Regions from separate parts of the Homo sapiens genome. Here region 2 is linked to region 1. Evidence: read pairs that join two places in POLR2A ChIA-PET (ENCODE). Cell type or tissue: OCI-LY7. All regions are shown on one strand. Each heading gives the region's core, and the rest is flanking DNA. Links, peaks and the distances in the headings are about the cores only.

Region 1 (6,280 bases), core at 967-5,966:
AGTGGAAGGACTGCTTGAGCCAGGGAGGTCGAGGCTGCAGTGACCTGCGATTGTGCCACTGTACTCCAGCCTGGATGACAGAGTGAGACCCTGTATCAAAAAGGAAAAAAAAAAAGAAAGAAAGAAAAAGAAAAGAAAAAAACCACCCATGATCCTACTAACCATAGGTAATCACTGTAACATTTTGACACATATAATCTTTTTACTTTTTTCTGACACAGTCTCGCTCTTCACCCAGGCTGAAGTGAGGTGGTGTGATCATGCCTCACTGCAGCTCGACCTTCTGGGCTCAAGGGATCCTCCCACCTCCTTAGCCTCCCAAGTAGCTGGGACTACAAGCATGTGCCACAACATACAGCTAATTTTTGTATTTTTTTGGTAGAGATAAGGTTTCACCATGTCACCCAGGCTGGTCTCAGGATTACACACGTGTGAGCCACCACACCTGGACATCTTTTTACTTTTTTATATGCCACATATATTTGTAACTCCAACCCCAAATGGGATTCTGTCATATAAATTGGCTTGTTTATTTATTTTTGAGACAGAGTCATGTTCTTGTTGCCCAGGATGGAGTGCAGTGGCACAATCTCTGCTCACTGCAACCTCCACCTCCCAGGTTCAAGCAATTCTCCTGCCTCAGCCTCCCGAGCACCTGTGATTACAGGCACATGCCACCACACCCGGCTAATTTTTGTATTTTTAGCAGAGACGGGGTTTCACCATGTTGGACAGGCTGGTCTCGAACGCCTGACCTCAGGTGATATGCCCGTCTCAGCCTCCCAAAATGCTGGGATTACAGGCATGAGGCACTGCGCCTGGCCAATTGGTTTCTAATCTGTCTTTTCATTAAACAATCCATTATACATACCCTTCCATGTTCATGTTAAATAGACTTTTGAGACTTTGAAGCCAATGTGAATTTTTGGATATTGCTCTTCAAACTGGCTAAAAACCTTGGAGTCATCTTTGACTCTTCCTTTTCTTACATCCTCCATCTAATCCACTAGGAAATTCTGTTGGCCGTATCTTCCACATATACCCAGAATCTGACCACTTTTCCTTCACCCCACTGCTACCATGCTGGTCAGACCCATTGGAAAGGCTTTTCCTGCATCTAATCTTATTCCCCAGTTCAGTCTATTCTCAAAACAGCAGCGGAAAGGAAATGCATTTCTTTTTCTTTTTTGAGACCGAGTTTCGCTCTTGTTGCCCAGGCTGGAGTCCAATGGCGCAATCCCGGCTCATGGCAACCTCCACCTCCCGGGTTCAAACGATTCTCCTGCCTCAGCCTCCTGAGTAGCTGGGATTACAGGCATACACCACCATACCTGGCTAATTTTTGTGTATTTTTAATAGAGATGGGGTTTCTCCACATTAGTCAGGCTGGTCTCAACTCCTGACCTCAGGTGATCCGCCCACCTCGGTCTCCCAAAGTGGTGGGATTACAGGTGTGAGCCACCACGCCCGGCCTAGGAAATGCATTTCTTATCTGTTCAAAACCCTCTATGGGCCATTTCATTTAAAGTAAAAGGAAAATTCCTTAAGATGGCAAACAAGTTCCCACTAGACCTGGCCCAATTATCTCTCTGACCTTATATCCTACTCACTCTCTCATGCACTCTGCTCCTGCCACATTGGCCCCTTGTTGAGACAGGAACTAGGTAGAGATTAGGGTGGAGAGAGCAGTCTTGCCAAGTACAGGGTAAGAGCCTATCTTTAAAATTTTGTCCATTATGGATTTTTTGCATTAATTTTGATTTTTGAACTGGTACATTCAAATATTATTTATTTTGATTATTGAGTTTTTAAGGCACTGTCAAATTTTGAACCTAAAGCAAGTAAACTGCTCACTTCATGCTAGTTCTGGCCTTGCTGGGCACCCTTCACTTCTACAATAGCTGTTACTTCTGCTTGGTCTATTCTTCCTGCAGTATTCATTGCTTCACCTCAAGTCTTTGTTCAAATTGCACCTTCTTAATAACATCTACCCAGACCACTCTAGTTTAACTGCAACGTCCTCCTCTCTGCTACTATTCCCTATAGCTCCATCTGATTTCTTTCTTTTCCCATAGGATGTATCACTTTTTTTTTTTTTTCGAGACAGGGTCTCGCTCTGTCACCCAAGCTGGAGCGCAGTGGCACGATTACAGTTCACTGCAGCCTTGACCTCCCAGGTTCAAGTGATCCTCCCACCTCAGCCTCCTAGGTAGTTGGGACTAAACACATGTGCCACCAAGCCTGGCTAATATATGTATACATATTTTTTGTAGAACAGGATTTCACCATGTTGCCCAGGCTGGTCTCGAACTCCTGTACTCAAGCAATCTACCCTCCTTGGCCCCCCAAAGTGCTGGGATTACAGGTGCATCTGGTCAATGTATCACTTTTTAACATACTTGAAGTTATATTTATTGTTTATAGACTGTCTTCCTTTCCCCCAACCACAACATAAGCTCCCTCCTCTAGAACAGTGCCTGGCACGTAGAAAGCACTGAATTCAAGGAAATAATGTATCCAAAGAAAGTAAATTTGGAGGCCGGGCGTGGTGCCTCACGCCTGTAATCCCAGCACTTTGGGAGGCCGAGGCCGGCAGATCACCTGAGGTCAGGAGTTTGAGACCAGCCTGCTCAACATGGAGAAACCCTGTCTCTATTAAAAATACAAAATTAGCCGGGGTGGTGGCGCATGCCTGTAATCCCAGCTACTTGGGAGGCTGAGGCAGGAGAATCGCTTGAACCCGGGAGGCAGAGGTTGTGGTGAGCCAAGATTGCGCCATTGGACTCCAGCCTGGGCAACAAGAGCAAAACTACATCTCAAAACAAACAAACAAACAAACAAACGAAAAGAAAAAAAACAAAAAAAAAAAGAAAGTAAATTTGGGGGCTGGACATAGTGGCTCACACCTGTAATCCCAGTACTTTGGGAGACCGAGGTGGGCAGATTCCTTGAGCTCACAAGTTCAAAACCAGCCTGGGCAACATGGTAAAACTCCATCTCTACTAAAAACACAAAAAATTAGCCAAGCGCGGTGGCACGCACCTGCAATCCCAGCTACTCAGAAGGCTGAGGTGGGGGATGGCTTGAGCCTGGGAGGTGGAGGATACAGTGAGCTGAGATCGCGCCACTGTACTCCAGCCTGGGCAAGAGAGCCAGACTGTGTCTCAAAAAATAAAATAAAATAAGAAAGTAAATTTGAACTTGCATCTTCCCAATATTCAGTAAATCTGCATTAGCTCACTGGAATATAAAGTTTTATCACTACAGTACTAAAATATTGATGAAATCTGTAACTCTGTGTTCAACTGAATGAAAATTGAAGTACTTTAACAATGACACAAATAGGGATGGCAGTGCATTCATGATTATTATAATTTCTTTTGTTGCTAACTTCTGTTTTGACTTCTGTAATTTATGTTCACAGGCTGTTTCCTTAGCCAATGCTATTAATCCTAACTGGGTTTTTTTTCTCCCCATGTCCAAAGCACAATATTGATCTACTCCCTTGTGATGTTATTACAGTATTCAGACTTATCAGTAACAAAAAACAAGGAAGTCATTCAAACCTTCATCCTCACCCTGTGGTGAAAGCTGAATTCAATGAGATATGCCAAACCCTTCTATAACCGCCAGTGCTCGTGATCTGGCCTAGCCAGAGGAGCTCTTTCTGTCATTCTGAAACAGTAAAGAGCTTCTCAAACTTTTCTCCCATTATTGCTCTACCACCCCAGGAACTTTTTAGACTTCCCCCAACTTTCATTCTTATACCCAGGAAATTTTAATACACACAAAAATACTGTATACCTATTTGTACTTTATTGTGTATCTATCTGTGCTTACATAACAAAAGTGTTGACCGGGCACAGTGGCTCAAGCCTGTAATCCCAGCACTTTGGGAGGCCGAGGCAGGCGGATTGCCTGAGCTCAGGAGTTCTCAACCAGCCTAGGCAACATGGTGAAAGCCTGCCTCTACTAAAATACAAAAACTAGCTGGGCGTGGTGGCAGGCTATAGTCCCAGCATACTTGGGAGGCTGAGGCAGGGGAATTGCTTGAACTCGGGAGATGGAGGTTTCAGTGAGCTGAGATCGTGCCACTGCACTCCAGCCTGGGCGACAGAGTGAGATTCCGTCTCAAAAAACAAACAAACAAAAAAAAGGGTGTTTTGTTTTTTTTTTTTGCCCTCTTTTTCAAGAATGCATGAATTAAGTGAACCAAAATGAACACTTCTGTTTACCATTGCTAAAGTGCTGGGCACTGTGGTCAGTATTTCATGTGCACCATCTCCTCTAATCCTTAAAATGTAGGACTAATCTCCATTTTACAGCTGAGGAGACTGAGGCTCCAAGAAGTCAAACAACTTAGCCGAATTTCAATTAGTATGTTGAAAATCTAGAAGTAAAAAAGGGTACCCAAACTCTAAAACCCATATTCTCAAGATCTGAGCTCCTAGGCTCCCCTAGACTTTGTCGTCTTAAAACTTCAACCCTTTGGCCGGGTGCAGTGGCTCACGCCTGTAATCCCAGCACTTTGGGAGGCCGAGCTGGGTGGATTGCCTAAGGTCAGGAGTTTGAGACCAGCCTGGGCAACATGGTGAAACCCCGTCTCTACTAAAAATACAAACGTTAGCCGGGTGTGGTGGTGCATGCCTGTGATCTCAGCTACTTGGGGGGCTGAGGCAGGAGAATTGCTTGAACTCGGGAGGCGGAGGTTGCAGTGAGCCGAGATTGCGCCACTGCACTCCAGTCTGGGCGACAGAGCGAGACTCCTTCTCAAAAAAAAAAAAAAAAAAAAAAATTCAACCCCTACCTTTAACAAATCATGTAAGAAATGTTTTGGTGACTATACGGCAACAGGCTATAATTTATGTTTGTTTGTTTGTTTTTTTGTCAGGGAAGTACTAACTGCAAAAACAACTGTACTAATTTTTTTTTCTTTTTATTCTTTTTTTTTTTGAGACGGAGTTTCGCTCCTGTTGCCCAGGATGGAGTGCAAGGGTGCGATCTCAGCTCACTGAAACCTCTGGTCTCTCAGGTTCAAGTGATTCTCCTGCCTCAGCCTCCTGAGTAGCTGCGATTACAGGTATGTGCCACCACGCTTGGCTAATTTTGTATTTTTAGTAGAGACAGGGTTTCTCCATGTTGGTCAGGCTGGTCTCGAACTCCCGATCTCAGGTGATCGGCCCGCCTCAGCCTCCCAAAGTGCTAGGAATACAGGCTTGAGCCACCGTGCCTGGCAACTAATTTTTTTTTAACAGTCTTCATTGTTGATAATAGTTTAAAAACTTCAAACATACTGTAAGAATGCATGATAAATCACAGATCCAACAAGGGCAAAGTTAAATTTGTAATCAAAAACAAAAACACAGGATAAACAATACAAAAACAAAAACAGTTAAGCAGTCTTACCATTATAAAGAGACCACCATTTTGTTCAACTTCAGCGGTTTCCATCAGAAGTTCAATTGCCTTTTTGTTACCAATAATCCTCACTACTCGGGCTATCAGGTCTTTCTTTGGTTCCTGTAACCTGATGAGAAACAAGTAAAATTATCCTCTTTGTTTGTTGTACAAAGTTGAAGAAATCTACCTTAGTCACCAGCTAGAATAAAAATCTGATTCTAGTAACTTTTGGTTTTCTAAATCTTCAATATTTAATCTTGGAATCACTGACATGTAAATATTCCTAATCTTGGGTCACAGAAGGAGATGGTAACCTCAAGTTTCCATCTAAACTCTCATAATTGGCTTATTTGTCTTATTGGATTATAGCAGATTTCAAAATGCACATGCAGCACGATGAATGCAGGTCTGAATGCAAAAGATGATAAAGGCAGTCCACTATTGTCAAAATAAATAACAGACATATATACTTTCAATTATTACGCCTAAAAGCTAAGGCTCACATAATTCCAGAGATGTCTGGAGCTTTAAAATGGGATAGGACCTTTCCCTCATAGACTCCCTGCCTCAGAACAAAAAATAGAAACAGCTAATATTTACTGATGGCTTATTATGATTATAATAAGCACAATCCTAAGAACCTTACATGCACTATGCCAGCTGATTCTCTCAAGAATGTACAAGATAGGTACTATCGTTTTCATTTTGTCACTGAGAGGTTAGAAACATAGGTAGCCTAAGTAATTCTTCCAGTGTCAAAGCTCACACTCTCAACAGATCAAGAATTCAGCTGGGTGTGGTGGCTCACACCTATAATCCCAGCATTTTGGGAGGCCGAGGTGGGTGGATCACCTGAGGTTGGGAGTTCGAGACCAGTCTG
Region 2 (6,280 bases), core at 385-5,384, 840 kb before region 1:
ATAGAATACAGATAAAAGTTAGGAATTTGTACAGCGAGCGTGATAACGACTACACTATGGAAATGACTAAGAATTTGTATTCACCAGTAAAACATTTTTATTTCCATAGAAAGAGGCATTCCCACAGGGATCAGTTCCTATGACTGGCTCAGAGAACTTGACACTGCTTACAGGAGAAGCAGTGTTTAAGGGGAGCAGTCAGAAGATCAACTTTGAAATCTGGCTTTACCCCTTTCCTTCTTTGAAATTTCAGACAAGAGGGTTAACCTCTCTGTGCCTCCCAGTCTACTCCTCTACAAAACAAGATTCACAGGAGAGAGTCCACCCAGGAGGATCATCCAATTTAGCAAATGGGCCAAGTGTGGTGGCTCATGCCTGTAATCCCAGCACTTTGGGAGGCTGAGGCAAGAAGATCACTTGAGGTCAGGAGTTTGAGACCAGCCTGGCCAACATGGAGAAACCCTGTCTCTACTGAAAATGCAAAAATCAGCCAGGCATGGTGGTGCACATCTGTAATCCCAGCTGCTTGGGAGGCTAAGGCAGGAGAATCACTTGAATCCAGAAGGCAGATCTTGCAGTGAGCCGAGATCGCGCCACTGCACTACAGCCTAGACGACAGAGCGAGACTCTGTCTCAAAAACAAAAACAAAAACAAAACAAAACAAAACAAAACATTAGCAAATGAAAATACACAAAGGTCAGTTATATTAAAATTTAAAAGAAACAAAAAATAATCTTTAGTGTACATCCCATGTAATATCTGTGATATGTTTATACAAAAAAATGTGTTGCTTATCTATCTGAAATTCAAATTTAACTGGGATTTCTGGCACCTACCTCCAAATAAATGTACGTGAAAGGATTTGCTATCCGTAAGACACTGCACACCTGTAAGTTACTACATCATCAAACTCCTGTCTGAAAATATGGGTTACAGGCTTGGAAACTGCACTGCATAATTAATGGTATATCACAGAAGTTCTTTAAGTATGGACCAAGCATTCCTGCCCCCTTTTCAGGAGGCCTATGAGATCAAAACTATATATACACATATATATTTTAAGAGGTGAGTCTCGCTATGTCATCCAGATCAGACTCAAACTCCTGGGCTCAAGCAATCCTCCTGCCTCAGGCTCCCAAGTAGCTGGGGCTATAGGCCTGTGCCATTGTGCCCAGCTGCAAAACTATTTCCATAACAATACAACAACAATATTTGCCGTTTTCACTCTAATTCTCTTTCAAGTGTACAGTGGAGTTTTTCAGAAGCTACATAAAGTATGAGATCAAAACCAACTGAACGTAAAAGCAGACATGATAATCCAGCTATCTTCTATTAAGCTGGACATTAAAGAGATTTTTTTATAAAAATGTAAAATAGCATTGCTCTTCTCGCTAATTTTGAAGGGTTTTGGAAAATGTAGTTTTTTTTAATAAAAACACAATTTATGTTACCATGAAATGTGATTATTATTAATTTAAATAAATTAACATTCTATTTTTTCCAGTTTTTATTTACATATTAAATTTCATTTAGTATGGTAAATATAAATAGATATAGCCCCTATCAACAGAAGCTCTTTTGGGTCCTCAATAAATTTTAAGAATGCAAAGGAGTCCTAATTTCAAAAAGTTGCCCGAACCACTGATCCACTGTATTCCTGTTGGTATCTCTGATTCCTCACCTGAAAGGGAAGGGGATCTCAAGTACAGATACCCTATATCAAAAGAGAACAAGGAAGAGCACACAGCTGTGAGCCAAGCTGACAGGGTCCAATACTAGCTCTAACATTTAACAGGCGATGAGGTCCTGTGCAAGTAACATAACCTTGTTATGACTCAGTTTCTCAACTGTAACATGCAGATGGTGATAACAATAGTACCCACCTATTAGAGTACTTGTGAGAATTAAGTTAACAGGCATAGAGCAAGAATGTAAGCTACGAGCAGGCAGAGATCCCAATCTCTTTTGATCAATTCCTGGCACATAGTAGGAACTCAATAAATGTTTGTTGAATAGATAAAGCCCTTAGGACAGTAGATAGCCCTGTACAGGTGTTAGGCATAATTCTGCTATTGTGCTTTTTGATGCAAGTTTTCAATAGAACACCTTGGCACAAACAGAGATCCGTGACTGTTTCAGGGACTGACAGGTCAAGGTGCTTCTGGGGACGTGCGTTGGGAGAACTCACCGAGCTCGTTGAGGTAGCCGCCATGTTTCCAGTCAGCCGGCAATGTCCCAGTGCAGTCCCCCACAGGGCCTCTCTTCCCAGGGTTCACATTTTTAAGATTCACAAACAGTTGATTGTTTTTTGACTGTTAAAAATATAAACAACGAAAGATTAAAAACAAAATACAATGCGGCACAGCACAGCGTTATGGACCTGGGGAAAAGTCCAGGGCACATATTGAGGACCAGTCCTTAGAGTGACCTGAGCTCAGGGGCCGAGGTGACTGCTTGTAACCTGGTGGGACTTGCAAGCTGGCAGGAGTTCATGTCCTTCAGTCCTAGCTACTCCCTCCACCACCTCAAGATCTTCATTTCACTCTGTCATCCTGTGCCAATTAGACCTTATTTGGATTTATACACATGTAACTTTGATTTGGAAAAAAAAAAAAAAAAAGAACTCTTGGTCTAAGTTCTTCCATCAAAAATTGTATGTTTGTGTGAATCACAGGTGACTCTTAGCAGTTATCCTAGGCGTAAACATGAGGATAAGATTATCTGCTTTGCCTCCTTCCCTGAATTTGTATGAGAATAAATTGATGAATGTGAAAGTCTCTGGGGTATGTGGAGTGATATTTAACCATGAAGCACTATAATTAAAATCTATAGCTGCATTAATTAAATTACAACTGGATTAACTTAATTAGCTTGATTTTTTTTCTAATAGAGCACTGGAATTAGACAACAGAGATTAGAAATATAATTTGGGTATGACTGGAAGAAAGAAATGTTTGAGACTTCAGAGCATTGTGGGGAAGACCTGGGGTGAGTTGGGTGCTATTGGAGTAGCAGCTCTGGGTTCTAGACACTCTGTCTCCAACCTCTCTGTGACTCAGTTTCCTCATCTGTAAAATCGGCATAATAATCACTCTTGATTTATAGGACTGGTGTGAAGATTAAATGAGTTTATATTTTTAAGTGATTAGAAATGCTTGGCACATAATATTAGGTTGTTGCTATGTGACCACTGTTGACCTACAAAAATAGCAATTTCATGTGGTTCAACCCAAATCAGTGCCTATTACTGTTGTTGTTACTAAAGCACAGGTGGCCAGGAACGGGTACTGGAGGACGGGCGGTCAGAAGAGACACACTTGGAGATTTTGCCCACGGCTGATTCTGCTATAGGTCTTTATGTTTTTGTTAATGTCATTATGAGTCATTATTTTAAAATCTCATGTAAAATTAGAAACGTTTTTCTAAAGCGGTGTAATGGAAACAGTACAGATTGTAGAGACAGAGAGACTTTGACTCACACAGCAGCTGCCTCACTCATTATCGGGCAGCTATGTCTGGAAGTAACTTAAACTCCCTACTACTCAGGTTTTCATCAGTAAACTTGAGATTCCCAAAGCACACTCAGAGGACTGTTTAGAGGAATAAATTAGATAATATATGTAAAGTACCTAGAACAGCCTCTGGTGAACAGCGGCCCTCAATAAATGCTGGTTCCCTTCCTCTCTCCCCAGCCCACTTCCAAAGACTTGAACCAATTCCTCTCACCTTCGTGACAGTCATCCTGTCCCTGTTGTTGACGTGAGGGGATGTGGCACACTGGGTGAGCGTGTGGTAACTGGGATTGGTGAAGTAGTGGCTATTAGCGTTTCCACCATTGCTGTGAGGAAGGGTTCCTGCAAGAAGGGAAGGAAATGGTTAAGGCAGCAGGCTCCCATAAATGTGTGTGAAAAAAGGGAATCAAAATAACAAAACAGGCCCAGCGAGGTGGCTCACGCCTGTAATCCCAGCACTTTGGGAGGCCAAGGCGGGCAGATGACGAGGTCAGGAGATCGAGACCATCCTGGCTAACACAGTAAAACCCCATCTCTACTAAAAGTACAAAAAAAATTAGCCGGGCACGGTAGCATGCGCCTGTAGTCCCAGCTACTCGGGAGGCTGAGGCAGAAGAATCGCTTGAACCCCGGAGGTAGAGGTTACAGTGAGCCGAGATCGCACCACTGCACTCCAGTCTGGTGACAGAGCGAGACTCCATCTCTAAATAAAAAAACAAATAAATAAATAACTGAACAAATGTCCGGACTCCTTCCATATCACAAGCTGGGCAGAATCTCCTCCTGCCCAGCCTACTCAGCAAAGCTTCTAGAAGCAACAGGCCTCTACCTTCCTAACTGCCTCCTTGGAAAAGTATGAAAGCTTGTGAACAAATGTGAAACTGAAAGAACCAATTATTTAAGATCCATAGGAGTGGCTGCCTAGGCCTAAATTTAAAATCGAGTCAAGCAGGCCTTTGCTGACTAAGGATCACACCTGTACTCTGAGTTCCCTGAAAACCCAGCTTTTTATCTTTGGGTCTTTCAGAGCTCAGCTGAACCAACCAATCAGAGCTTACCTGCCTTAGCTAATCAGGGCTTAGCTTTATCAAAGGATCAGGGTTCCGCTGTGTCAACCAACCAGAACTCAGCTGCACTGATCAATTAGAATTAAACCAGTTTCAATCCTTCACTTTCCTAAAAGGGCCTGATTGGAAGCTGGGTGGGGACTTTTGCTATAAAACCCAAGCCTTCCCTTTGTTCTCTGAACTGCACTTTCATTTTACACTGGCTGCAACTCCTGGGTTTGCAAACCGTTCACTGGAATAAAATCTCTTTCCCCCAAATTCCTTTTCAGAGAACTTTTGTTCACAGTATCCACAGATAACTGCTCTTTGCTTTGGGGCTGGTACAGCTGGGAAGGTATCATTTGAAGCTACTCTGCAACTTTCCTTTTTTTAAACACTTGAGTTCTTGACACAATAATTCTGCACTGAAAATGCACTACTATGTAAATCAGCTACTTCTCATATTTCCACGGAATTTTGTAGTTTTAAACATGTAACCAACCAGAAGGCCTTCAATAATCACCCAAAAAGTAATAAAGATTTTAAACTTTTAAATTCCTCCATGTAAATGGTTGCTTCTACTGATGATTGATTATAATTTTATTTTTCCTTTTATGAGGCATTGTGACAGAACAGAAAAAATCAAGAGTTTTCTTAAAGGGCTGCCTTGGTTCTTGCTAATACCAAAAAGCTGTTTCTGATATAACTTTGTTCCCTTCAGTTAACGATTCGGGTAGGCCTAGGGAGAGGCTGGGAAGCACATAGAAAGTACCCTCATTCAGAGACAGGAGAACTGGTCCCTAATCTGATCCATGACCTTGGTAAACTTATCATCCTCTCTTCCTCCTCACCCCCCTCACATATGACAAAAGCTTGAGGCTGGATACAAAGCTCCTTATGGATTGAAATTCCCTAAATCTAAACCACAAACACAATGAGCTCAATTTTAAAACCCTTATAGCAAACCACAGAATGACAATTTACTATTGTTGAAATAAAAAACTCATCTCTAGCAATGTATACCTTTTCCAAACATAGAATTCTCTCAATGAGAATTGACAGAAACAATGGACAGCACAGCCAAACACCCAGTTTTAAAGAACCCGAATGAAATTTAACTTTTCAAGAAGCAAAATGCCTCTCCTGCCTCTGCTCTTACCTGAAATGGTATAATCTGCATTGACGACCCTCATAGCAGGGGTGTAGGTAACTGCTGGCATGCTTGATTCCTTTCCCTTCTGCTTGTGTCTATAAATAATGAACAATGCCAGTAGGAAGAGAACAACTAGGACAAGAATGATGATGCCTGCAATGGCCCCGATCTGGTAGGAATCAGCAGGGAGAGCAGTACTGGTTCGGCTTAAGCTGTTCAGATTTCCAACTATGATAACACCAGCTAGAAAAAGAAGAGAGACTTGAGAAAGGATGACAATGTGCTGGATAAACGTTTGATCTCTACTTACAAAAACCTCCTTCTGTGCTAATGCCTGCATATTTTCAGTTCATAAAACATTAATTTGGAAACAGAGCAGGAAGAAAAAGCAAACATTCCTCATTGTCAGATGTTGTCGGCCTATCCATGCCCAGAGAAAGGCTGCTGTAAGCCTCAAAAAGAGACAGAAGCTGGGCACAGTGATGCGTGCCCGGAGTTCCAGCTACTCAGGAGACTGAGGCGGGAGAACTGATCTAGCCTAGCAGTTAGAGACCAGCCTGGCCAACAT

The links. Peaks named below come from ENCODE experiments on the same cell type or tissue, not always from the same donor. Only the 100,000 strongest peaks of a DNase experiment are listed, where the experiment ranks them.
Region 2: POLR2A ChIA-PET joins it to region 1 with 8 read pairs; 2 of 35 experiments call an interaction of 5 or more read pairs at or near these places.

The regions. Positions count from the first base shown.
Region 1 is chr5:126,607,611-126,613,890 of GRCh38, reverse strand. PHAX (phosphorylated adaptor for RNA export) reads right to left here. Exons shown (of 5, transcript NM_032177.4): 3 at 5,407-5,527. Among named protein-coding and RNA genes, the nearest start is that of PHAX, 9.8 kb to the right of the region's middle. In OCI-LY7, for the core only: no CTCF peak of the experiment used is centred there; a DNase peak (open chromatin) is centred at 3,060; H3K4me3 peaks cover 3,974 bases; H3K27ac peaks cover 5,000 bases.
Region 2 is chr5:127,445,132-127,451,411 of GRCh38, reverse strand. MEGF10 (multiple EGF like domains 10) reads right to left here. Exons shown (of 25, transcript NM_001256545.2): 20 at 5,719-5,955; 21 at 3,728-3,855; 22 at 2,190-2,313. Among named protein-coding and RNA genes, the nearest start is that of PRRC1, 69 kb to the left of the region's middle. In OCI-LY7, for the core only: no CTCF peak of the experiment used is centred there; no DNase peak of the experiment used is centred there.